Regions from separate parts of the Homo sapiens genome. Here region 1 is linked to region 2. The links are chromatin loops, found by intact Hi-C in ENCODE. Cell type or tissue: psoas muscle. All regions are shown on one strand. Each heading gives the region's core, and the rest is flanking DNA. Links, peaks and the distances in the headings are about the cores only.

Region 1 (11,108 bases), core at 1,332-9,331, 320 kb after region 2:
CAGAGGGGACTGGGGGTGCAAGATGTGCAAGGAGCTGAATCACATTCATCCCATGCATTCGCTAAACAGACTAACTCATACTAAAAACATGAAAGCAAATCTCACAAAGAATGCTGTTTCTTTTCTATCATTACAAAAAAATCAAGGCACAAAGTATTCACCCGATGGTCAGCTCATGCTAAGTACTGGTCTTCTCTTTACTTTGAATATGGGAAGAAATTCCTGCATCCTCCATGGCTGCCGCTTTCCATGGCTGTTGGTTGGTGCAGGAGACAGACACAGCTTTAGTGTTGCCATAGGAGCTGGCCACCTGGAGAATATTAGGCTTAATTAGCACTTTGACATTTCCCAGGAATTTAAATACACTTGACTCTCACTCCATGTGTATTTTTCTGACCCTGGGGAGGCTGGATGCCAGGGTTCTCTAGCAGACGCTGGTGGCTCCGGGTGGCATGAGCTGGAGCCGCCTTCAGCACCCTGCCAGGCGCCCAGCCTGGATGAATGCATCTTTTTGAGCCACTTTTTGGCTTTCAGAGATTCTGAGGACACCACCTCTCCCTGTTCTCCTGAGTTTTCAAGGAGAGGGTTTTTACTTGGAGCCAGGACAAGAACACTGCCGCGTCTCAGCCGTGCCAAATGAGAACCACATGCAGGAGGCGTCCTGGAGAGCAGCAGACTCGCGGCCTCCTGGCTCCTGGCCTGGCAGCTCCTAGGATGGAGACAGCAGTGCTGGCTGATCGTCCAGCGCAGCATGGGGAGCGGGGCAGGAGAAGGGGCAGGAGAGCTTGCTACTCCTTTTCGTGGCTGTTTTTGAAAATTTTGTGACACTTTTTTTTAATTCCTATAAAATGAGAAATGAAAATTCCATTCATTTTCAGTGTTTAAATGGGAACTGTAATTCTACCCTCTGATGATGTAAAAACAAATAATTCATTAAAATGGGACTGGAAAATGTTGCCACCTCCTGATATTTAATCCATATGTTTTTGTTTTGTTTTGTTTTGTTTTGTTTTTTGAGACCGAGTCTCACTCTTTCTCCAAGGCTAGAGTGCACAGTCTTGGCTCACTGCAATCTCCACCTTCTAGGTTCAAGTGATTCTCCTGCCTCAGCCTCCCGAGTGGCTGGGATTACAGGCGCCCACCACCATGCCCAGCTAATTTTGTATTTTCGTACAGACGGGGTTTCATCATGTTGGTCAGGCTGGTCTGGAACTCCTAACCTCAGGTGACCCACCTCAGTCTACCAAAGTGCTGGGATTACTGGCATGGGCCACCGCACCCAGCCTTCCATATGTATTTAATTCAGAAAATGTATTAGGATGGAAGTTTCAAACAGGCTGAAGAAGGGAAAATGGAAAGTCACTGGTGGATAAGGTCAGACACCACTGTCATTCCACCACAGGCTCTTGGTGGCAGGGGGATTGAAAAGGGGGCCCCCACCCTCTGCATCCAGGAACAGCACACCTGGGCGGTGTGGCAATGTCTGGCATACAGGTGTGTTAGAGGCTGAGCAGGTGAGCAGAGGTGCATCTGTGCCTTTGCACACTGCCTGCGTCCATTGCCCTGGCCTGCCGCCCAGAGCCCTTCCCTTGAGCACAGCAGCCCTCCTGCCAGCTCCCTGGACCCAGTGCCCTTATGGCCTGGAAAGAAAATCGGTTGCCCCTCTTGCCAAGCAAAACACCTCTCCTCTCCTGAGTCATGCTCCTGAGGTGTCGGGAGGCCGGGACCGAGTCCAGTCATTATCCTCCCCCTAGCACCGCCTTCCCCCCACTGATGAGGGCAGAGGGGTCTCACAGCTTCTCCTTGTTCCTCTGCTTCTCCCCACTCCTGAGCCTCTCCCCATTTCTCCGCCTCTCCCCTGTTCCATCTGGCAGCACCATGACATGGTGGAAATAATGCTGGGACTGGAGACAGGTGGTAGCCCCCAGGCCTCTCTCTGTGTGGATAGCCTGGAGCCCTGGTTGTGGGCAGAGAATAGACTGGGGCCAGACTCAGCACAGGTGTGAGGCTCAAGGCAACGGGCCTTGGGAAGTAAGCAGGGAGGGCATCATGGTGGTGGCTACCAGCCTGGGCTGGCATGGAGAGCTTGGTCACTGCATCTGAACCTGTCTTTAACACAGAACTATCTCGACATCCATGGTGCTACCTTAGAAACCAGCCTTTGCTAGAACAGGTAGACGGAATCTGCCTTCTGTATGCTCTGAGTGATTCCAGAGACTGCCACTCTAGGCATTTTCCTACTCGTGGTCCAAAATTGGTCTTTCAGGCGAGTCTAGTTAGGAGACAGCAAGGTGACATGAGGGGTTAGGGGCTGTGTCACTCCAGAACTCTGACCTCCTCCACCTTTAGTCACTGTGTAACTTGTTAAATGTCTCTCCCCGCATTTTCTAACTACTGAAATGGAGATGAATGTCCACCTGTTGGGGTGCTGGGTCGTTTACCTGGAACTGGGTGTGGAGTGCTTAGCGCTCAGCAGGGGCTGGGTTACTGCACCGAACTCCAGTTCCTCCTCCACCACTAGTGCCCTTCCCTGCTCCAAGCCACCAAGCAAACCATCACCTGGGAGAGGCGAGCTGGGCTCCTGCCCTGTTGGGGCACAAGATTCGGGCAGGACAGAGGCTCCTGGACACCCTTCCCCATCAGGCCTGCTGAGAAGACGACCCACGAGGGAAAGCCCATGACCACACTATGTTCTCCAGTGTTGAAGTGACGGGAGACACACCTGGGTATAGAATGGGTATTCTCCCCACATCAGGAGGGCGCGCTCACTTGGATGCTGGCCCTGCTCAACGGCCTCGTGTCCTGCAGCTTCTCCCCAGCATAGCCGATGTGGCATGGCTTCCGTGGTGTTCCTGCTGTACCTCTGCATGTTTGGGTGAGCACTGCTGCACCCCCCCATTTGTCTCTCCTAGATTTGGAAGACAGCGCTGTCCACACTCCTCTCTGTCGTTCATGGATTTGGGGGACAGCGCTCTCTACCCCCTTCCTCTGTGTCATTTGTGGATTTGGGGTACAGCACTCTCTACCCTCCTCCTCTGTGTCATATGTAGATTCACCTCCTCCAGCAGGTACCTTCCTTAAGGGCAGGGCCTGAGTCTCTCACACACAGTCTCGGTATCTGGTGCAGTTAGTAATTAATATGCACGTGGCTGGAGCGACTAGTTCAGCCTTAGGCCATCGCCAATTGAGAGTCCAGGTTGCTTTCAACAACAATTCCAGAGCTTCAGGTCTTTTCCCCAGAACTTACAGATGGGAAAAATTGTCTCCTGTGAAACCAGTTCCTGGTGCCAAAAAGGTGGGGAATGGCTGCCTTGCATGGTTCCCTTTGTCTTTTTGAAGAGATGATGTTTTCCCAAATTACCTCGTGACTAAGTGCCACCGTAGTTTATTAGGATTTCTGTGTAAAATGCTCCTGAACATGAGGACAAAAGGGCCTCATGAAGCCTCAGTAGGACTGGACCCCTTCTCCCAGGAAACACTGGGATGCGAGCAGATCCTAGTGCCAGCCCTAGCCTTGCTCCCCTGTCAAAGGGCACGCTGCCTCACCCTGGGTGGGGGACAGGTGGTCTTTCCTGCATTGCTCTTCATTTTGGTAGCTTTCCATTCAGCCCTGAAGGCCTTGCCTTTTCTCACCATCTTATCAGTATAGCTGATAGCCCAAGACCTCAGCCAGTCCTGCCACCATTGACATTCTCCTGGGTTAGCTGATAGCCCAGGACCTCAGCCAGGCCCTGCCACCAGTGACCTTCTCCTGGGTGCCCCTGGGCTTTTCATATTTTCTTTCCCATCCTTCGCTTGAGTGCAGAGGGCTCCTGGTTTCATTCCTGTGACCGCATCCTCTCACTCTCCTCCCATGACTCTGGTTCCATTTGCCATTCACACTCCAAACAAGCGTCCTGCACCTTTTAGCCAAATGTCCTTCTGGCGATATTGTGATCCTGGTAAGAGTGGAGAAATAATAATCCACCCACAAACTCTCACCATCCAGGAGAAAGAAAACTATCCCTGTCCTCCTTCTAAACATTGCATAGAATACACATAGAAATCAAAAGGGTTTTTTTGTTGTTTTTTTTGGAACCAAAACATGAAGCAGACATGTTTTCCTTTTCCATTTTCCTTTGGCCACAAATATTGAAATGAAAATGGCAACTGAGCTCTAAATGTAAAACCCACCAAGAGGTGGTAATAAACTGTGAAGCATTAGCCTTCAGTCTTCAAACTGAGAGTTCAGCCTTTCCCTGTCAGTTCAGCCCCACGTGGGGTGCAGGCCTTCCCTGCACTGGCAGGAAACTGAAGTAGGAGCAGATCTCTTCATTGGGCTGTGAGATGGGGCTGCAGGCTGTGGGGGCTGGTAGATGTTTAACAACCGGCCCCTCTCTCGCACACACCTCTCTCCACACACAAAGAAGACAAGGAAAAAATAAGTCCTGGTTTTCAGCATCTACCAATTTCAGTGGTATAAATACTTCCACGTTGGTTGGTATCAAGCCTCCAACATGGCATCAATCAACACACAGAGTTCCTTAGAACTTGACCATTGCCTCTGGGCCACTGGCGTGGGCCTGCTGTAGCCCGGCGAATTGTGAGCCCAACCAGGGTAAAGCTGAACCTGGGAGTCTTCCACGGGCTTCTGTGTTTTTGGCGTGTTTCCTGGAAAGGGGCATCCTGGCTCTGACCTCATTTTCATGCTTGGCTGTCAGCTGAGCTGTGAGTGGAATGAGGGGCGGGCCCGCCACGTGGGGAGGGCAGTTGCTGTGGCCATCTGGATGGTGGCTTGGGTCACGTTTGCAGGGCTAATAGAATCTCATAGAATGCAAAGCTTGAGGAGAACTCGGTCCGCTCTGGCCGCGGTTAGATCCCTCCGCAGGCACAGACTATTGCTGGTGCCAGAGATGCTCCTCTCGGGGGGCACAGTGAAGCCGGCAGGGAAACCAAACAGCCTGAGCGTCTTTTTCGGGGGCTGGGATTGAGCAGCTGCGCTGCGATGATCCGCTTCCACGCACAAGGCCACAAACATGGCTTTGGAGCCCACCATACAGTGACTCCTTTGACGTAGAAGTAACATTTATTAAGGAGAAGAACACTGGCTCTATGTATTCCCTCAGTCAGTGGCTTTTTCGCCTGAGACCCTTAAGGAATCCTCTAGGAACAGTCTGCCATGGGCTTCTCTCTTAAGGTACTCCCCCCTCCTTCATGACAAAATAATAATAACTGCACCTCACAGGCAAGTGGACAAAATAATCTTAACTACACCTCACAGGCAAGCAGCACTCTGGCACTGGCAGAACACTTGTTATCTAATATGTCCCATTTCGCGTTTGCAGCAAGACCGCAAAGCTTACAGTACATTATGCATTTGGAGACCAGAAGTGGCCCGAACCCCACAGGGCACTGGACTGGAGGGTGGAGCTCCCATGTCAACCTGGAATCCCCCTCCCAGAGGCTCCTCCCAGCTCCCCAGCCCTCCCCGCTGTGACCAGCAGGGCAGAAATGGGGACAGAGGGACGGAAGAGGAAACACAGTCTTTTTTTGTTTTTATGTATTCTGGAGTAAAATGTACATCCAGCTCTTATTCTTAATAATTTGGACTAAGAGGCTTTACAATTATCCTCTTGGTTCCAATGCACAACTATTTGCTAAACTTGCTTACCTACAGCAAAGCCGACCCTCACCCCATCTCTGCATTCTACTGCATTTCACCACCTCTGCTAATAACCATCACTTGGAGTAACACAAGTGAATAAAAGCAAGGGTGGCAGCTTCTTTCCTGAAGGCAGCTGAGGACACCACTGACCCAGGCCCGTAAGACTGGAAGGCTCCCCATGGCCTGGGAACTCGAGTGGGAGCACTCGGGATGCCTGGGGCCTCTGCTTGCACTACATCATCAAGTCCGTTTGATGCATCTCCAAAAGGAATATTATTGGCCATATTTTGCAAATGAGGAAACTACTAGAAAGTGTAAGAAAAGTAAACGTACACAGCGCCCCAGGGCAGATACGGAGTCCTCTAGCAAGCAGCACCCCAGGGCAGGCACAGAGTCCTCCAGTACGCAGAGCCCCAGGGCGGGCACGGAGTCCTCCAGCACACAACACCCCAGGGCGGGCACGGAGTCCTCCAGCACACAACACCCCAGGGCGGGCACGGAGTCCTCCAGCACACAACACCCCAGGGCGGGCACGGAGTCCTCCAGCACACAACACCCCAGGGCGGGCACGGGGTCCTCCAGCACACAACACCCCAGGGCGGGCACGGGGTCCTCCAGCACACAACACACCAGGGCGGGCACGGGGTCCTCCAGCACACAGCACCCCAGGGCGGGCACGGGGTCCTCCAGCACACAGCACCCCAGGGCGGGCACGGAGTCCTCTCTAGCACGCAGCGCCCAGGGCGGGCACGGAGTCCTCTGGTATGAAACACACGCTCTGAGCTCAGAGCCACTTCTCAGATTCACACATCCCATTGCCTGGATGACATGCCCTGTGCTCTTTCTCCCATGATAAACCTGACATTTTAAGGATAATCAGGCTGCTTTTTACGGTAAGTGATGCAGAAATGGCGCCTGCCTTCACCTTCATAGCTGCTGCTAAGAAGGAGATTGTTTTATTGTGATGATGATTTTAGAAGGTGTTGATTTACAAACAAAAGTAGCACCGCCAGATGGCCCTGAGGTTTTCATGGGGTACCAGTGACACATCCCATTAGCAGGCAGCACAGTGCAGGTGGTGAGCGCTCCAGTGCAGCACCAGACTCGCTTGGGGTTGAGTCTTGGCTCTTACTGTATCCTTGGGCCCGTAGAGCAGTCCCTCAGCATTTCTGGGCTTCCATTTCGCCATCCATAAGACATTCCTAATAGTTTATCACAGAGTTGTCAGGAAGGTGACAAAACCCACAGCCTTCGGTCTGGAGGAGCGCAGGAGCTGGTGAAGGACGACCCGTGTTTGCATTTTTTAGATGATTGCCGTGAGGACCACTTTCTACTGCACGAGCAGGCAGCGTTCTGGCAGCTGCTGGGTGTTTTGATTCTCGCGTAACCCTCCCTATGCCTTTAGTCATTGAGTTGAGGATATTTATTCATCAAACTTGTACCGGAGCCAGAGTCCTCAACAGATGAGGAGCCACCGGCGTTTTGCTGTCCCGTGTGTTCTTGGTTGACGGGCGTTTTGCTGTCCTGCGTGTTCTTGGTTGCTCTGGGCACCTGTCGGGAGATGCTGCCCGTTGACTCCGCAGGACGCTTCCCTTGGGATGAGTTCTCAGAAATTAGCCAATGCTGCTGCCGCATGGCCCCACGACTGGCCTGTGCCAGGCTTTCCTGCTGACCAGTTCCCTGAGGATGAAGAACCCCAGGTGAGCATGGCAGTTCAGGGGAATTCTCAGTTCTTAAAACACGTGTCTTCTCAGTTCAAGACACATTCTTGAAACTTTCTAGGGCAACGAGGGTTCCTGTGTTAGCCACTGCAGGGCTCGGGGAGCTTGCTCTCCAAATCACGGCACTGAGCTGGGCTGCGACACGTGCTCAGCTCCTGGGAGCACCTCTCCAGGCCAGGAGGGTGCACACGGGGCTGCTCCCCACACCCACCCGTGAGGATCCCCTGAGTTCCCGGTGGGAGCTGTGCAGACCACTCCTGGGTTTTCATGCCTGTCCCTTCAAGATGGCCCTTCTCCTGCCAGATCTGCCCTTGGATCCCTGAACCTTCCTAACTCTTTACAGACACAGCGAATGTGAGTGCTTCGAAAGCTACTCGTGAGTCTTTTTGAACGTGCATCCCTGTGTTCTGCTGCTTGCTGTGGGCAAGAATTTTCTGACTGATTGTTGTGAGCAGCATTTATCTTTGAAGCTGCCATTTTACTTTCTGAGACATAAAGTGGTAATTTCATAATGGAATTGTATTAGATCTTTATAACTTTCTTTTTTTCTTTTTTCTTTCATTATTATTATACTTTAAGTTTTAGAGTACATGTGCACAATGTGCAGGTTTGTTTGTTACATATGTATACATGTGCCATGTTGGTGTGCTGCACCCATTAACTCGTCATTTAGCATTAGGTATATCTCCTAATGCTATCCCTCCCCCCTCCCCATTTGCTTCAGTTGCCTCTGCATCTGTGCAGGGAGCTTTATAAAGACATTAAGGAAATACTGCATTTGGCATTTGAAAAGTCTCAAATGTGCAGATTTGAGATGGGTTCAAAGGTACAGATTGGAGATGCTGACACAGTTTCTATGCATGGATTCACCTTCATGAAGGTACTTGTTAGAGCTTCCTCTAGAAGTGTCAGGGATGCCACCATAATGCAAACTGTGGTTTTGATTATCTCACAAATTCATCCCACATCTAAGACAGGCCAAGTAAGAGGAGATGCCAGGTTTCCTGTGGAACACAAGCATGATGGTATGGAGAGCCTTACTGTTTGTTTTTCCCCAGATGGAATAAAATTCCCTGGAGTTTGAATTCTCAGAAGTAAGGTGTCAGATTCCAACCCTTTCATATCCCCCAGGGCCACAATTTTAGAGACAAAATATGCTTAGCTTCTGGGGTAGATGTGAGATTTAGCCACGGTTCAGTGCGTTTGAACACGCATGCCTATACGTCGCTGTGGCCTGGCTTCCTCTGAAGAGGATCTCACCTTAGCTCCCAGAGGTGAGTTAACTGGACGTAAAACAGACAGGTGCAAGAAGACAGTCATTCATGGCGGCATGAAAATACATTTTGTCTAACGTCACCTTTAAGTCATGACAGAATATGAGAGGAAATCAGAGGGACCATGCTGTCGTCCTGGGTGCAAAATAAAAGTCGAGTTTCGTGGGTCCTGGCCATTTCTAGGACCAGTTATATTTTTGATGAAGCCACATTGGATGTTAAGTAAAGTACGCTCTTTGCCTGTTTCTGGGTAATGGATCTGGAGGGATTGGAATACATTTTTTGTATTTTTTCAAAATATTACAATGGGCATGATAATTTTTAGCAAGAATCAGTGAAGTAATTAAAATAAAAACATTTTATGCTTTATGCTTTTCTAGAAATTGCCATTTTGTTTGTCAACCCTGTGATTTAATAACTCAATGCTTGAATGCTGCTGCGTGATAATGAGGGAAAAATGGGAATAGGAGACATGTTTGCCGTTGGGTGTGGAGTGCAAAAACACAATTGTGATTTGGCCAAAGAACAGCTCACTAGCAAATATCTACCTCCAGGGAAAACCGAGTTCACTTGCTCTAGCAAAGCTGGCTTCATGGACTGATGGGAAGATTAAGTGGTTAATTTCCATAAAGTCTGGAAGAGTGCCTGGCGTAGCTTAGGCACATCAATCAATGTAAGTTATGCTTGTGGTTATTAAAATATTGACATAAAAATGAGAGTATGCATTCAATGTCCTCTTTATTTTTAATCTTTCGGTGTCTAAAATAATGACATATTGCCAGTAATAAATTCAGCATGAACACTTACTACAGCCACTATTTAAATTCATGATATCAGTTACATAAATATTTTTGCGTTTTCACTTAGTACGGTCTTTTCATTTACTAAATACCTCTCTGGAATTATATTTATGATTTGATATTTCTGTTATGAGGAAGAAGTTGTGGAGGTCAGTGTAGGGCAGTTAAGAGAAGGACTCTGAGACAGAACACTGATGATAAGCCTGGGCCACCCAGGCAAGGATTTTCCATTACTTTTGGACCAGTCCACTGGCAATAGCATTGCTTTGGCAACTCTGAGGTGACATCACTTTGTCTCTTGTTCTCTGGGTTTTCCTCTTGACATTTATTAGGGCAGTGGACTTCTGCTCGACATCATCTTGAAAGTCTAGGCTTGTTATATTGTGTCATAAATAAATATAACTGCTATTTCCAGAAAACAGAGACACAGTCAGTTCAAAATTAGAAATTGAATGGAAGCTCCATGGAGAACCAGTGAGATGTCGCCATGATGTAAAATTTGGAAGGACAGATCCAGCCACAGGGAGACAAAGTATGTGTGAGAGCAAAGGAGCCGCTGGTTCCTGAAGTCAGGGTTGCAATCTTTGGGGAAATGTGTGGGTGGATCCGGGCAAGGTGATGGAACTGGGAGACCTGGCTAGGTGAGTGGGAGACTCTCTTAGAGCCGTGCAGTTTGATGGAAGGGGGCGTGGGGCACGAGGCGGTGGACAGAGGGCAGGATTGGGAGCACCTGGGGCTGCTACATGGAATGCTGGCTCTGTGCCATCTACCACCTGTGACCGTTTTCCATCTCTAAACCCAGATCTGTCATCTTGCAAGGCCCCTGTCACCAGCACATGCCGCAAGGTCATGGCCCCTGCCCTCCCGCAGAGGCTGAGATGGAGATGCAGAGCCCCCCGTCTGCTCAGAAGAAGGACGCAGAACATGACTTGCTTTGATGATTTCCAATAAACTTCCTCGCTGACTTTCCTCTCATCTCTTCCCCTCCCTCCTTCATTGTGTCCTTTCTCAGTTGAAAGCAGGAAAGGCAGGCAGGGAGGGGTCTTCATGTGGGGCCCTGGGAGGTGGCCAGTCAGGGGTCAGGGAGGCATTTGCTTTTGAGTTGGAGACTGATGCTCACTGGAAAACTTGCCTTTGACTCTCGTCAGAACTCTTCACAGGGCTCCAGTGGGTGCGGGTGAAGGGGCCTCCTGGGGGAAAGTAAGGGAGCACAGAGCAAATTACCCAAACACCACACCTGCAGATGCACTCTATCCCTCAGCCAGCCTCATTCCTGCCCAAGGTAACAGAGCCAGCAGGTCCTCATCACGGTGCCATGGGGACGTCCGCTCTCCTGCCCACCCCCACGCAGGTGCTGTGTGTCCCAAGTCCACCCTCTTCACCCTGGGATGAAAGAAAGGCATGCAGGAAATTCAAGGGGCCAGCTGGCTCTGAGGCATCATTGCTGGACACTGTTTTTATAACAACCACTGAGCGAGATGGTTGAACGCCGCATGCACAGAACTCCACCGGCTGAATGGTCTGTGGGCTGGGATTTGCATTCAAGTTCCATTTCCTCACAGGAACGGGTGAACTGAGTTTCATAATCCAAGGCGACCTTCTCAAGGAAGCTATTGCCTTTGGTGAGTATCACCCTGAAAACAGTGCTGGGTGTTTGTCTCTCCTCTCT
Region 2 (11,108 bases), core at 991-8,990:
TCCACAGAGTGTGCCGTCTGCTCAATGCCCTGGATACAGCGGGTGCTTCTCAGAGGAAGCTGAGTCTACCCCAGCTGTCAGGGATACACCCTCACTAGTCCAAAAATAAGGTTTGCTGCAGAGTTTCTGGGGAAGGATTTTTGCTCTAAAAAAGACATACGGAGAGATTGAGATTTTCCCCTCTCCACTGGATTTCGTCTACTTAGGTGCAATGGTGTGTTCTTACACCTAGCCTGAGAATGACCACACGCAAGTTGGGGCAAGCTGAGTGACCGGAAGGAGCAAAGCTGAGTGACCGGAAGGAGGCAGAGTCTCAATCTCACACAGTCCAAGTCCCACACAGCCCGAGTCCACACAGCCTGAGTCCACGCAGCCCGAATCCAAGGAGCCTGAGTCCACACAGCCTGAGTCCCACAAAACCTGAGTACCTCGCAACCCAAGTCCCACACAGCCCGAGTCCACACAGCCCAGGTCCACACAGCCCGAGTCCCACACAGCCCAAGTCCCATGTAGCCCAAGTCCACACAGCCCGAGTCCCACAGAGCCCACGTACACACAGCCTGAGTCCCAAACAGCCTAAGTCCCATGCAGCACAAGTCCCACGCAGCCCAAGTCCACACAGCCTGAGTCCCACACAGCCCGAGTCCACACAGCCCGAGTCCCACGCAGCCCGAGTCCACGCAGCCCGAGTCCCACACAGCCTGAGTCAACACAGCCCGAGTCCCACACAGCCCGAGTCCACACAGCCTGAGTCCCACACAGCCCGAGTCCACACATCCTGAGTCCCACACAGCCCAAGTCCACACATCCTGAGTCCCACACAGCCTGAGTCCACACAGACCGAGTCCACACATCCTGAGTCCCACACATCCTGAGTCCACACAGACCGAGTCCCACACAGCCTGAGTCCCACATAGCCCGAGTCCCACGTAGACCAAATCCCACGCGGCCCGAGTCCCACGTAGACCAAATCCCACGCAGCCCGAGTCCCACGCAGCCTGAGTCCACACAGCCTGAGTCCACGCAGCCTGAGTCCACGGAGCCTGAGTCCACACAGCCTGAGTCCCACACAACCTGAGTACCTCGCAACCCAAGTCCCACACAGCCCGAGTCCACACAGCCCAGGTCCACACAGCCTGAGTCCCACGCAGCCCAAGTCCCACGTAGCCCAAGTCCACACAGCCCGAGTCCCACAGAGCCCACGTCCACACAGCCTGAATCCCACACAGCCTGAGTCCCATGCAGCACAAGTCCCACGCAGCCCGAGTCCACACAGCCTGAGTCCCACACAGCCCGAGTCCACACAGCCAAAGTCCACACAGCCAAAGTCCCACGCAGCCCGAGTCCCACACAGCCAAAGTCCCACACAGCCCGAGTCCCACACAGCCCGAGTCCACACAGCCTGAGTCCCACACAGCCCGAGTCCACACAGCCCGAGTCCCACAGAGCCAAAGTCCCATGCAGCCCGAGTCCCACACAGCCTGAGTCCACACAGCCCGAGTCCCACACAGCCCGAGTCCACACATCCTGAGTCCCACACAGCCCGAGTCCACACATCCTGAGTCCCACACAGCCTGAGTCCACACAGACCAAGTCCACACATCCTGAGTCCCACACAGCCTGAGTCCACACAGACCGAGTCCCACACAGCCTGAGTCCCACATAGCCCGAGTCCCATGTAGACCAAATCCCACGCGGCCCGAGTCCCACGTAGACCAAATCCCATGCAGCCCGAGTCCCACGCAGCCCGAGTCCACACAGCCTGAGTCCACGCAGCCCGAGTCCACGGAGCCTGAGTCCACACAACCTGAGTACCTCGCAACCCAAGTCCCACACAGCCCGAGTCCACACAGCCCAGGTCCACACAGCCCGAGTCCCACGCAGCCCAAGTCCCACGTAGCCCAAGTCCACACAGCCCGAGTCCCACAGAGCCCACGTCCACACAGCCTGAGTCCCACACAGCCTGAGTCCCATGCAGCACAAGTCCCACGCAGCCCGAGTCCACACAGCCTGAGTCCCACACAGCCCAAGTCCACACAGCCAAAGTCCACACAGCCAAAGTCCACACAGCCAAAGTCCCACGCAGCCCGAGTCCCACACAGCCAAAGTCCCACGCAGCCTGAGTCCCACACAGCCCGAGTCCACACAGCCTGAGTCCACACAGCCCGAGTCCCACACAGCCCGAGTCCCACACAGCCTGAGTCCACACAGCCCAAGTCCCACGCAGCCCAAGTCCCACGCAGCCCGAGTCCCACACAGCCTGAGTCAACACAGCCCGAGTCCCACACAGCCTGAGTCCACACATCCTGAGTCCCACACATCCTGAGTCCCACACAGCCCGAGTCCACACAGCCCAAGTCCCACGCAGCCCAAGTCCCACGCAGCCCGAGTCCCACACAGCCTGAGTCAACATAGCCCGAGTCCCACACAGCCCGAGTCCACACAGCCCAAGTCCCACGCAGCCCAAGTCCCACACAGCCCGAGTCCCACACAGCCCGAGTCAACACAGCCCGAGTCCCACACAGCCCGAGTCCACACAGCCCGAGTCCCACACAGCCCGAGTCCACACATCCTGAGTCCCACACAGCCTGAGTCCACACATCCTGAGTCCCACACATCCTGAGTCCCACACAGCCTGAGTCCACACAGCCCGAGTCCCACACAGCCTGAGTCCCACATAACCCGAGTCTCACGTAGACCGAATCCCACGCAGCCCGAGTCCACACAGCCTGACGCCCACACAGCCCGAGTCCCACACAGCCTGAGGCCCACACAGCCCAAGTCCGAGTCCCACGCAGCCCGAGTCCACACAGCCCGAGTCCACACAGCCCGAGTCCGAGTCCCACATAGCCCGAGTCCCACGCAGCCCTGCTGGGCGATGCACTCATGACATGGGGCGTGTGATTTTCCCACTGCAGCTGCAAAAACCACACACATTTGGTGGCTCAAAACAACACAAATCTACCATCTTGTAGTTCCGTGGGCCAGAAATTAGTCCCACTGGGCCCAAGTCAAAGTGTCCACAGGGGTGGCCCCTTCTGGAGGCTCCAGGAGAACCCCTTCCTGCCTGTTCCAGCTTCCAAGGCCACCGTGGTCCTCGACTCCTGGCCCCCGCTATCTTCAGAGGACATCGCTTCAACCCCTGCCCCTGACACCAGGGCCCCTTCCCTCTCCTGAGGTCAGCGGCCCTCTGCCTGTCTTTTCCAGGGACGCCTGTGATTAATTCGGGAAATTTAGGGCCCACCCAGATCATCAGGGTCATCTTTCCTCTGTGGGCCCTTTCCTCAATCACATCTGCAAAGTCCCTTTTGCCACGCAAGGCCACATCCCCAGGTTCCAGGGATCAGGGCGTGGCACCACGGGCATCAGATTCCAGGAATTAGGGCGTGGCACTGCGGGCATCAGATTCTGGGAATTAGGGCATGGCACCGCGGGCATCATGATTCAGCCTTCCACACTGGGTAAGCCGTGTCCTTCATGTTGAAGTTGTGTGCATTCTGACAGGTACAAACCTTCCATGTTAATTTCTTCATAATTAAGGAAGAATTTCCAATGGCCTCTCACCCAAGCCATGCTAAAAAGGTGAATTAATCAGGCCTGCCAAGCGCCGGCCATTGCTGCCACCCATGCCCTCCCTACACTCAAGCTCCACGGTCCTTGTTTAGAAAATTACCTACTGCCAGGCTGTGGGCATCTGCAAGACAGTGAGTGACATTCATTCAAAGAAAATACAAGAGCCCAATACGGGAGCCATGAGTCACCTGCTGTCACATTTCCACAAGACACCCATCTACCACCCACTGCCAGCAGGGCTGCTGGACTCCACGATGTGGTCACGTTTCCACCAGACACCCATCCACCACCCACCGCCGGCAGGGCTGCTGGACTCCACGAGAGTGCGTGAATGACAGCATGAGCTGGTGCCAAAACTTTCCGTTCGGAGCCTCATGGGCTTTCAGCCGGTGACCGCCCAGAGCGGCCCTGTGGCCTGTGGACACATAGACAGGTTTTCTGCCCAGGATGGTCATAGGTCTTTAATTTTTCCTGCTTATTATTTTTAATCTGGAGAGAAACCAAAAATGATGGCTGGTGCAGGGTTGGATTGAGACGCAATTGTGACATAGGTCCATTTGAAATGCTCCCGACCCCCCTGCCTGCCACTTTCTGTCTGATGCCCCTGGCTGCATGCGCTTGCAGGTGAGCCCCCCGCCTGCTGCTTTCTGTCTGACGCCCCCAGCTGCATACGCTTGCCTGTGTTGTTCATAACGCCCGGTGCTTTGCTGGGTAACGTCGCCAAGGGTTCTCCAAACCTTCAGAAGTGCCCTACGCAGCTGTTACTCAAACTAAAGGGCTGTGGCAAATTAGGTAGAACCAGGACCGTGAAGTCTGGGAGGTGAAAGCTTTAGGGGAAAGAGGCAGGAATTACTTTGTGCTGGGCACGTGTGAGAGCCTAAGAATTCTGTCATGCACTCGCTGCTTATTCCACGTAATTTAAAATTTAAAATCCTGGTGAGCCGGCATTAATGTCCTAATTTTACAGACATGGAGACAGGATTTCACAGAGGCTAACTCCCTTGTTTAATGTCACAGAGTCCTGTGCTGGGATTCAAAGCCAGGGCTGCCCAGGTCAGCTGATGGCAGCAAGTTCTTCAGGAACTCAACCTACAATGAGTTAGCTTTGCTTCTGAAAACACCACTGGAAGGCCACCATCAGTGGCGTATTTTATGGACACTCTCCACCCCCATCCAGCTGTGGACACAGGGCCGTAAGCCTCAGTACCCCTGGAAGGCCACCATCAGTGGTGTATTTTATGGACAGCCCCCACCCCCACCCAGCTGTGGTCACAGGGTACTGAGCCTCGGTACCCAGGGAGAACATGGGGCGGACTTCTCCGTGATCTGATCAAATATTTGGTCAGCTTCCAGGACAAGAGGTGACCCAGCAGATGGGGTTTAGACACTGCAATATTGGTGCTGAGGAGACATTTTGCACGGGCCTTCAGAAGGAAGGAGAAAGTGTGGACCATTTGTGTGTGTGTGCATGTGTGTGTGTGCGTGTGTGCGTGAGTGTGTGCATCCATGCATATTTGCATGTGTGTATATTTGCGTGTGTGCATGTGCGTGTGCATGTGTGCGTGCGTGTGTGCATGTGTTTGTATGTGCATGTGCGTGTGTGCATGTATGTGCGTTTGCATGTGTGTGTGCATGTGTGCACGTGCATGTGTCTGCATGCCTGCATGTGTGTGCATGTGTGTGCATGCGTATTTGCATGTGTGTGCGTGTGTGCATGCATACATGTGTGCGTGAGTGTGCATGCATGCATATTTGCATGCGTGTGTGCACGTGTGTGCGCATGTGCGTGCGTGTGTGCACGTGCATGCATGTGCATGTGTTTGCATATGTGTATGTGTGCATGCGTGTGTGCATGTATGCGTGTTTGTGTATGCATGTGTGCGTGCGTGTGCATGCGTGCGTGTTTGCATGCGTGTGTGTGCATGTGTGTGTTTGCATGCGTGTGTGTGCATGTGTGCATGTTTGCATGTGTGTGCATGCATGTGTGTGCATGCATGTGTGTGTGCGTGCGTCTGTGTGCATGTGTGTGCGTGTGTGTGCACGCGTGCATGTTTGCGTGTGTGTGCGTGCGTGTGTGTGCGTGTTTGCATGCATGTGTGTGCGTGTGTGCATGCGTGCATGTGTGCGTGTGTGTGCATGCGTGTGTGTGCGTGTGTGTGCATGCATGTGTGTGCGTGCGTGTGTGCGTGTGTGTGCGTGCGTGTGTGTGCATGCGTGGCAGTTTTAAGTTACTAGTTTTTAAAGTCAGCACATTTTCATTGAATCAACTTGGTCAAAATCTATTACAGAATTTGGAACCCATTAAAGGAAAGTTCAGTGAGAAGCCCGTGTCTTCTCTTGGTCAACAATGGAACTTCTATGGAAATACTTAGGCAAAGACTTGAGTTTCCTTTGACCAACTTCTGGTGTTGAATCTGCTGAAGCTTGATAGGAATTTGATCATTCTCGGTTAGTAGTTTTTTTCTGGGTGGAATTGCTTTTTCACTACCTGTGTGTAAGGGGAGGAATCATCTGTCCTAAGGACCTGGTGGAAGCTGAAAGGGGCTCTGTTGGTTTCTACATAAAAGTGAAGAGTAAGTCTGTCCCTAAACTGCCTGGGCAGAAGGCCGGCTTCTCCCGGCAAAGGCCACGTGACACATGGAGAATTCAACAGCAACACTGAGTAAATGTGTTGGAATCTCACATTTTAGTTTCCCAGTTACTGACTGTGCATTCCCACATTTACAATTATTGAAGTACGTTCAAGAATGTAGAGTGTGAGCTTTATATAGTCTTGAGCAGTGCCCTGCTTTTAAGAGTGAATTATTTTTTAAATGGAAATGAGACTCATCTCTCCTGGATCTGAAGCTTGCCGTCAACTACCAGGACCTGAGACTCCCCCCGGCGCTTCCCATTTTCCTCAGGAGGAAGCCCTGTTGTTTCAGTGGGTGTGTGGTGAAGGGCAAGTTCTCCTAACGTGAACGTCATTAATGAAAGTTCTGCCATTTTTCTTCTTCTTTGTGAACAGCCCTTACCTGGTGAGCTGGGGAAACGGGGCCACAGGGGAGTCAGGCCTATGGGGGTGTCCGGACAGAGGGGCCGGGTGCGTGAGCCTTCCGGGGTGCCTCCGCCAGGCTTGAGCATTCTGTTAGTCCGGGCAGAGAGAACATGCTTTTCTAAGTCAAAAACCACTCATAAATCATGGGTTAGGAGTTACAACATCACCACAAATCCAGCGCTGCTCAGAGTTAAAACACGTCCTCGCCCCGCACACGCACAGGCTCTCTCTGTGCCATCACCATCCATCTGGTCTCCGGGGCCCATTTCTGGAATGTGAGGAGACAAGAGTTTGGGGCGCGCTTGCCGCTGTCCTCACGGACTCCTGGGGCAGCCCCAGGCACCCGCGAGAACCCGCCCCCCCAACCACCGGCCAACTTGGAGGCAACAAAGAGTGAATCAGAAATGCATGGCTGACATTTCCCTGAAAATAAATATATGCTAAAAAGTTAAAGAGAAATGTGGTTGGCCAAATGCATTTGGGGTTTTAATCAAACCAAAGTTATGTGAAAAACAGCCTGAAATACTCAAGTCACAGAGGCCTCAGGCGAGGGTCCATGAAGTCCCCCTCGGCACTCGTGTGTGGGTGGGACAGGGCCGGTCCTGACTTGGCCCCCTCCTTCCTCCCTGGGGCTTCTTCCCGGGCGCACAAAGCCAGGCAGGGTTAATAATGTTTATTACGTGCTTTGATGAGACGCTGTCTATTTGAAGCAACTAAGATCAGTTTATATATTGAATCTGAAATAAACATACCCATATGAAGATAATTTTTTTTCAAATTTTCCTTCTTTCGAGAGGCCCAATATAATCTTTTTGCTGCTTTACGGAGACTGCACACGTCCTTTGAAAGCATTGAGGAGGGAAACAAAGCTAAGTGGCTGGTGGAGCTGCCCCCGCTGAATCTGGGCATAATTCCATCTCAAACGAAAGTGGGCGGAAGAGCTATGAAAACAATTTTGGAAAGGTGGCCGGCTGTGAATCAACACCTTGGGGAATATTTAGGAACCTCACTGAATTTGCCTGTGGACATAGCAACTGAGTGTCCCAGCGCACATGTAATATCGTGAAGTTGTCCTGTCCCGAATTCTGATGCACAAGAAAGGGCAGGAGCAGAGGCCTGCGTGGTTCGTGGATCGCCCAAGTGCCAGTTCTGCCTTTGCTCTGATGCCAAACCAAGGAGGTCTGCATTTTCATCTGGGAAGGGGATGGAGTATCTGTGCCCCTGGCAGGACCATGTGGAAAGCCTTCTGCTCCACCCGTGGGAAGCCAGACCATGGTCTTGCTCACATTCTGAGAGACAGGGACCTTTGGGGATTGGCACACAGAAATAATTCGGATGCATCCTCCCAGCAAGCAGGGCACCTCTGTGTCTGCCGGTGGGTCTGGCTCTGGCTTTGCAGCTGCAGGTCTTGCAAAGCCATGGGAGCTGCCTGCCAAGCTGCTGGTAGCTGGAGGCCTTGGCCGAGGTGGGCTGCAGTGCATGTGCCCGCACAGGTGTGCCCACCCAGGTGTGCCTGCTCAGGTGTGGGGCTTGTCTCACACACTCCTTGTGCCAGTTTTTCCTCCCAGCTGGAAGTCAACAGGGACAAATAGCCCCAGGCCCCTTAAACTGGAAACTGTCAGTCACCCATTCCTCCTGGTCTGAAGTGTGTGAGAGAACATGGTGCTTTGTACACACATGTGAATGTGGACAGCATTGCATGTGTGTCCCACGTGTCCCATGGAGGCTGCTGGGCTGTTACAGCCGTTCTTGCAGAAACAAGCTGAATTCTTGCTTTCAGGTTATAAAAAAGACCTGGCACTGCACTGGAGGTTGTGGGACCTTCTGCTAACATTTGGCCTGGGGATGCTGGAAGATCCCTAACCCTTGGTGAGACACCCTTGGAGGCTGGCTGAGGGCACCACCTTCCTGTGAGTCCCTACCACAGCCTGGCAGCGCTTCCAGCCATCTGGCTGGGCTTGCCGCACACCTGGGCTGATCCCTGTCCCTGACTGGGAGCCACACTTCACCCAACAGCTTTCCTTTCTCTTTTAGGAGGGGTGAGGGTGGAAGGAAAGACAGGTTTGATTGAAAACCAGGTGGACTTTTGCAGATTTATTTTTTAATTTTGCATTTCTTTGAGTCACAGAATCCAAAAGTAGTTTTGTGGATGCAAACACATAATTAAGGCAAACAGCAGCAAAGGGGACATGAGGGGTGGAGCCCCCTCTCCACCACTGTTCACCAGCATTTCTGTGACCCAAGGGGACGTGAGGGATGGAGCCCGCTCTCCTCCTGTGTGCACCAGCACTGCTGTGACCATTGGTGTCATTCTTCTTTAATGGAGGGTCCTGTGCTTGGCTTCAAAGGCCTCCTCCAGCTGGGCCACCTCAGGCAATTTCCTGCCTGGTTTTAACTCATCATGTGTGTGTATATCATGCGTGTATGTGCCATGTTGTATATGCAGGGCATGTATGTATATGCCACGTGTGTACTCGCCAGGTGCATTTACGTCGTGTGCAGATGCCGCATGTGTATACACCACGTGTGTATACATGTGTGTTCATCGTATATATGCATCATATACATTTAAACTAAAGCCCCTGCAGGCATGTGCTGGTCCACCCCTGCCTTGAGTGCCTGCACACATCCAAGTTCAGGGCTAGTTCTGGGCAGAACTGGGGTCTCGGGGGCTTACCCCTGTCAGGGCTCCAGGGCTGGGGAGCCTTTCCCATCCTGAGTTTTAATTCAGTGCAGGAGGTCCTGGAGGTCTTGTGTGCAGGCTGGCCACCTCCTGAGCATTGAGTCTTCAGTGGGTGACGTTTACTGAGGTTCCCAGGGTGGGACTGCGCAGCCACCATTGGTGAACACAGAGCAGGACCTGCCCTGAAGGAACCGCAGGGGATGGGGCTGTGTCCGTGCCAGCCTTGCAGCTCTCTTCCTCTTCTGTCCTCAGAGGCCTCGCAGGGCAGTGGACGGCCAGGGCAGTGTGAGGAGATGGGGACACATGTCAGCAGGGGCCGTTGGGTGGAGGAAGCCGGCAGGATGCAGGCGTCCCTCCATCTCAGCTGCCCGTTGTGTAGAACTGGCCCAAGCCTGGGGCCTTCTCTCTGTTTAGCCTCTGTCCCCAGCAGAGCTTCTCAGGCCTGTGGTTCCACTTGTCCACTGAAGGGGCTCCATCAAGCCTGGAGGTCCCCAGGGAGGAGAGGGTGGCCTAGCTCCGGCCACCAGGCCTGCCTCAGAAGGGAGAGCCCTGCTTTATCTATTTTGTTTGTTGGCATTTCTGGGCAAGATTTTTTTTGAAGAAAGAAATCTGAGTCTGAGGGTAAAAAAAAAAGTTTGGAAACCTCTACTTTAGGTTTTCGATGATGGCTGTGTACTTACTGTGCTGAAGTAAATGCTGCTTTGCTCCATTGTCGTTCAGCTCGGCATCGTCAATCGTCGCTCTGTTCTCGTGACAGCTGCTGGCCTCGCAGGCAGGATGTCCATACGGAGGGTCGCCTGCTGCAGCGGGAGCCGGCCGACCACACACTCGGGCTGTGCATTCAACATCGCCTCCGTCAACTGTGCCCTGGAAGTGACTTTTGAGTCGACAAACCAAAAACTCAACAGCCAGTAAGAAACTAAGCTACTGTAATATACAGAAAATACCCACATCACATACAGAGACAGAGCGTTACCTGGGTATATTAAACTAAACTCAGTCTTTACAGCTTCCATCGTATGCCAGCTCTGTCCGTTACACAACTTGAGGACAGTCTTGGTCTCTGCCCTTGAAATGAGATTGGTTGAAAGAATATTCTGTTGTTTAAAATATTTTAATTTCCTGTAATAGCATCGCCATGTTCTGGGTGCACATGAAAAGTTAGCCATTTCCCAAAATTATTACACAGTAAGATTTGTTCAAGTTTCTGATAGTCTTTTGTTAGGAGTGTATTGAGCATGTATGAGGTTGAACACACGTGGTGGCAGCCTGGTCAGGGGCCCGGTGTCTCCTCGGGCCTTGGCGGCAGCTCCCAGGGATCCTGAGGCTGCAGCCTCAGCCAGGGCCTCCTGCTCTGCTCCAGGCAGGCCGGGGTGCTGGGAGCCAGGCCTGCTAGTGGGAGGAAGCCCACGGTGCATGCTGTGTTCTGGTGCCCAGAGTCCCACAGAGCCGCCACGTGGGCAACTCATGACACCCCTCCTCCCTGCCCATCCCCGGCTCACACCCCGGGACCACCTCCCACAGTAACCACCTTCACTCAGACCCTTGTTTCCTGGGAAACCAAACCTTCCTAAGACACACGGATGTAGAAATCCCAGCACGCACAGAGCTGTGTGCTGTTTACACAAATGAGTAAACAAAACCAGACGCAGGTGCGAGGAGAGCAGTGGCCAAGTCCAACCACCGGGGCCCGGGCTGGGTCAGACGGACAGGCAGTAGCTCCGGCTGCTACGGGGGTACGTGGTCAGGTCAGCTGTCTCCTGAAACCAAACCCAGTGTCCTGTTTCCAGGTGGGAATTTGAAGTGACCAGTTTG

What was found. Peaks named below come from ENCODE experiments on the same cell type or tissue, not always from the same donor. Only the 100,000 strongest peaks of a DNase experiment are listed, where the experiment ranks them.
Region 1: a loop joins it to region 2, with 33 times the contacts of the local background. A loop is called at or near these places in 4 of 110 quality-filtered maps.

Annotation. Positions count from the first base shown.
Region 1 is chr6:168,699,458-168,710,565 of GRCh38, forward strand. LOC105378143 (a long non-coding RNA gene) reads left to right here and starts at 6,399. Exons shown (of 3, transcript XR_943296.3): 1 at 6,399-11,108. LOC105378142 (a long non-coding RNA gene) reads left to right here. Exons shown (of 3, transcript XR_943294.3): 3 at 1-951. RefSeq lists an enhancer at 2,167-2,668. In psoas muscle, for the core only: no CTCF peak of the experiment used is centred there; no DNase peak of the experiment used is centred there; H3K27me3 peaks cover 483 bases.
Region 2 is chr6:168,378,036-168,389,143 of GRCh38, forward strand. No RefSeq gene overlaps it. Among named protein-coding and RNA genes, the nearest start is that of SMOC2, 58 kb to the right of the region's middle. RefSeq lists enhancers at 5,004-5,505, 5,506-6,005. In psoas muscle, for the core only: no CTCF peak of the experiment used is centred there; a DNase peak (open chromatin) is centred at 6,837; H3K27me3 peaks cover 1,050 bases.